2 separate regions of the Homo sapiens genome follow, and region 1 is linked to region 2. Evidence: chromatin loops called from intact Hi-C (ENCODE). Cell type or tissue: gastrocnemius medialis. All regions are shown on one strand.

Evidence for each region. A loop is a pair of places that touch in the nucleus more often than their neighbours do. Peaks named below come from ENCODE experiments on the same cell type or tissue, not always from the same donor. Only the 100,000 strongest peaks of a DNase experiment are listed, where the experiment ranks them.
Region 1: a loop joins it to region 2, with 2.6 times the contacts of the local background. A loop is called at or near these places in 2 of 110 quality-filtered maps.

The regions. Positions count from the first base shown.
Region 1 is chr7:29,865,270-29,867,769 of GRCh38, forward strand. The region is part of intron 2 of WIPF3 (WAS/WASL interacting protein family member 3); the gene reads left to right. Among named protein-coding and RNA genes, the nearest start is that of WIPF3, 60 kb to the left of the region's middle. In gastrocnemius medialis, no CTCF peak of the experiment used is centred here; a DNase peak (open chromatin) is centred at 1,333; H3K4me3 peaks cover 443 bases; H3K27ac peaks cover 2,500 bases.
Region 2 is chr7:29,763,364-29,765,863 of GRCh38, forward strand. No RefSeq gene overlaps it. Among named protein-coding and RNA genes, the nearest start is that of WIPF3, 42 kb to the right of the region's middle. In gastrocnemius medialis, a CTCF peak has its summit at 1,073 (motif pointing right); DNase peaks (open chromatin) are centred at 1,044 and 2,339; H3K27ac peaks cover 1,204 bases.

The DNA of each region.
Region 1 (2,500 bases), 100 kb after region 2:
GACTTACTCCACCAAGCACACTTGGCCACTGGCAGACTGGACCCAGATGCTTTCTGAAATGCAGACAGCCAGAACAGAATAGTAAATTGAAGAACTGACCCCTGAACTCAGCTCTTTCCACTATACCACACTGCCTTCTTAATAACGAGTGGGTAAATACGCTTTTGGCAGCCCAACTAGCAGGAAGAAGTGGCTCAGAGAAGAGCCAAGAATGTTGAAAACATGAACCACAGAGACACTAGGGGTATGGAGGATCACTGCAAACCAAAGAAGGACTTGTTGGGTGCAGACAGGGAAGGAAAGGCCTCTACTCTTCATTGACAGGGCCTAGAACTGGAGTGAGGCCGAGGGATGACACAGTTATAGAACACATATGCTCAGCAGCCTGGTCTGGTGACCTAGGGGCCCAATCCAGAGAGATTTGGAAGAAGGTTCTGGAATGGAAGAGAATTCCATTAGATCCAGCAATGCAACCATTTCAGGACTGTCCTTGGGCTAGCTGTGAGTCATTGTTTCTCTAGGATTCAATCCAAGTCTGGACCCAGAGGCGTCTGTTGGACTTTTCATGCAAAGGTCCTAGAAACTGACTGTAAGACAAGGAAGTCTAGGCTGGGCATGGTGGCTCACGTCTGTAATCCTAGCACTTTGGGAGGCCGAGGCAGGTGGATCATCTGAGGTCAGGAGTTCAAGACCAGCCTGGCCAACATGGTGAAACCCTGTCTCTACTAAAAATACAAAAATTAGCCGGGCGTGATGGCACATGCCTGTAATCCCAGCTACTTGGGAGGCTGAGGCAGGAGAATCGCTTGAACCTGCGAGGTGGAGGTTGCGGTAAACCAAAGTCGCGCCACTGCACTCCAGCCTGCGCGACAGAGCAAGACTCTGTCTCAAAAAAAAAGGAAGTCTAGATTCACTTACATTATCATGTATAACAGACAATACTGTGGAAACATCTTGAACTTTCTAGAAATTTTGGAATTTTCCCTTGCTTAGTTATTTTCATTACCTTTGTCTCCTTTCATATGTGAGCAATGTTCATAACCACTATTATTTTAGAGCCAACAAAGGGAGGCCAAATGCCAAAGACCCTGCATTTTGCCCTGCAGCCAATAGGGAGACAAGCAAGGAGAGAAGAGGCCCAACACTCACAAGAGAGAGGTGGACCAGCAGGGCTGCTCCATAAGAGGTTCTCTGTTACCTGACAAGGGAGTTTCAGGTACAGCTTATTTACAGTTGAGGGTATCAGCCACACAGCATAGGGTTACTCTGTGCACTTTCCATTTTAAGTGCTTTCAGTCCCCCTGCCAAGGTGGCTGCTGGCATTTAATGCACTCATCAGGCTCTTCTCAGAGCCTGTCATTCAGCCTTGGCTGTCCTTTCTGGCTCTGGCAAAAGCCTAGCACTTAGCTCCTTTGGCCCCAGCCTTCTTCGGCGCTCCACTCACTGTCTGTTTCTACCCACCCTCCCTTTTCCTTCTCTGATGCCCCTTTCCTGCCCACTCCTTCCTGCTCTGGCTCTCACACTGCTTGTGAGGCAACATCTAGCCTGGCCTCAAGCCAGAGAGCAGTGGGACCTCTCCGCTCTCCCAGCTTCAGGCCTGTCTTGTATTTCCTGGGTATAAGAGGCTGTGTTGTGATGAAGAAAGCCAAACTTGCCTGTACTCACTGCTCAGCTCTGTACTTGGTAGCAGTGGATGGTCTGCTTCACCCTTGTGCCTCATCTGTAGACTGGACATAATACTCATAACTAGCACCTACATTATAGAATTGTTCAGGGCCTTTGAAATGAATTAATACATGCAAAGCAGTTGGGACAGTGCCTGGCACATACAAATGCCTTCCCATTTCTTTTTATTATTGGTATTGTCATTGTCACCCATTGCATGTTGCAGCCGTCTTGTTAATTCCTTTACCCAAACGCCAAAGTCACCGCTGTGTGCACTCTAAGTAGAGAGAAGGAGCCGGGACTCTGTAAAAGACTGGTTATTTCAAATGAGAAAGAGAGCAAGGAGCCATAGGGACCTTTGAGGTTTCGAGCCTGGATGAATGGGGAGAAGCCCTTAACAGAGACTGAGGGCCAGCAGCACTGTGAGTTGGAAATAACAACGGTAATGTTATTTCATTAGTTTGCAAATTAATCTGCCAGGCGGGGGCATGTTTCTTTTTGATAGTACTTTTTGTCTAGAAGAAATAGAAGATATGAAACCTCACACTGTTCTAACTAGGTATTATTTATTAGTTATTCCTGGTGCCATGCCCTTGACTCCTGGCTCTGCCCCCGCCCCCTCCACACCCCAGCTTTTTTTTTTTTTTTTTTTTGAGTTCATGAGATTGTTCTTTCTAGGTCCAACTTAAGTTTGAAGATCAAATTTTCTCGTAATTTAAAATTTAGTCTTAAAAGCCTGAGAATATTGGCATCATTGTAAAGGAGAGAATGGTGCGGAATTGAATTCACATCTCTAGGGACACAGTGGCCAAAGGATAAAAAGGGTGAAGACATT
Region 2 (2,500 bases):
TTTCTCCCTTTCTTGGTATAAGGATACGTGTTTCTTGAACCAGTCTCCACCCAACAAATCAGATGGAATGTCTTGACTTGTTTGATGACTATTTAAAACAATAACTACTGTTGTTCTTCCAGGACTTGCTAACAATGGCTAAGTTTTCACTTGATTGGAACACTATGCCAGAAGAAATACTTAACAAAAAGTCTTTTTTTCCCTTTATAGAAGCAGAATTACACAGAACAACATAATGGACATTTTTATGGCTGAGCAATTTGAATAATGATATTTTGCATCTTCAAAACTTAATTTAAATGATCATAGAGTCTTTAATTTTGGAAAATTTAGTAAACCATCCAGGGACAAATATTACCTTTCACCAGATCTTTCTTCATAGCATCTGGATCTGTTAATACTTCCAGGTTAACTAGAATTTAAAATACATGCAGCATGATCTTGACAATATGACCTTGACCATGTAAAAATATATGAGAAAAAGACTACGAAGAAATATATCAAAATGTATGAAGTAATTATTTCTAGATATTGGAAATCTGGGAGATTTGAGGGTTTTTTCCCACTTTTCTGTGTTTTCAAATGACCATTTTTTATTAAAAATGAATGTTATTTCTACAAAAATCAGAACATACAATTTATATATGTCCATAATATTAACTAAGTGAAGAAGAAATGTATAAAGAGAAAAACAGCAGGAAGGAAGAATACTAGAATTTTAATGGTTCCTGAGTGATTTAATTTCTGCTTTCTGGCTTTTTGTATTTTCCAAATTTTCTGTGATTAGCAGAGCATATATTAATTTTTAATGTAAAAAGTCACTCTCTTTCAAAAAATAAATGGTAAACAAATAAGGCAGCAAATGCCAAAAACAAAAAACAAAAAACAAAAAAAACCCACCCAGTTCCAATAATAAGCAAGATTATTGCAAGGAAGTTCACTGTGGCCGTGCATTAGGAATGACTTTATGGGAGACAGAACTTTTGCTGGGCTTGAAGTATGAGCAGGTGTAACTGGGCAAAGAGGAAGGAATAGGGCACTCCCAGCGCAGGAAGGGGGCCTGCCCACAGGGTGGAGGTAGAACATTCTGACTGGAGCAGAAAGCTCATTCAGGGAAGTGAAGGAGGGTAAGCATAAAGTTTGGCTCCACTCAACTGGGGAGGAGTATGGGTCTCCAGTGAGATACCTTGAGTTTATTCTGCAAAAAAGCATTGTCTGTTTATGCCATAAATGCCTAAAGTATCCCAGGAGATTATTTGCAATTACGTTCAGGTAGTTGTTTCCATCCACTATTGACTTAGTTCCATAGTCAAGAAGACTTCCACTGGGACCATTCCGTTTCACTTTGTGACCTATATTCCTCCTTCTGCTGCCTTCCCTTTAACATTCTTCCCCTCTGCCTAAAGCCCTTTGACTTCTTGGCTCCATTCAGGACCCCCCCACTCTCCTCCTAACCCTGCAGTAAGTTCCTTACTCTACAAAATCATCCTGTTGTTCTTTCTGGCATCCACACCCATCCAACAATATTGCTCTTCCCTTAATGTTGTTGATGGCAGATAGGAAATTACTCAGTTATAGTAATTCATAATAAAGGGTAAGTTATTTCTAAGTTTAACATTTACTTTCAAGAGATATTCCCATTTTAAAAGAGGTGCTCGTTCCGCATGTTTTCACTCATAGGTGGGAACTGAACAATGAGAACACGTGGACACAGGAAGGGGAACATCACACACCAGGGACTGTTGTGGGGTGGGGTGAGTGGGGAGGGATAGCATTGGGAGATATACCTAATGCTAAATGACGAGTTGATGGGTGCAGCACACCAACATGGCACATGTATACATATGTAACAAGCCTGCACGTTGTGCACATGTACCCAAAAACTTAAAGTATAATAATAATTAAAAAATAAAAAATAAAAATAAATAAAAGAGGTGCGTGTTAACCCATTCTACTTAGTACAATGGAGGGAAGGAAGGAGGTAAATTTTTTGAGCTACATGCCTTATCCTCAAACTAATAAAGCCACCAGTTAAACGTCCCAGAGCCAACAACTTTGGAAAAGTTGTCAATCCCTTTAAATCCCCATAAATTCAAGAGTGAGAGCTGGAGGAGATAGGATACAGGCGAGCCTCCAGGGCAGGTCAGTGCCAGGGAGGGCTGATGCCGACCCGTGATATTCTCCTCTACTGACACAGCTGGTCACAGCAGGTGAGTGAAATGCCTGCAGTCTCAGGGACCCAGGCAGAGCCAAGACTTCCTTTGACCCCTGGAGTGGGGACACATACTTTCCTGCTTACCCTACCACCCACCTGTTCAGTGTGTGCTTGACCTGACCCCATGCCTGGAGCAGGGAAAAAGGAGGAGGAAGAGGAGATATGCGTGGGACAGCACTCTGTGAGCTGGAGGGGAGGCAGGGTGATATGAAGAACAGATGCAAGGGCCGGTTATTATTAGTGCCCTTGGTAAACAGGAGAGCTGCTTACACAGGGATGAAATCA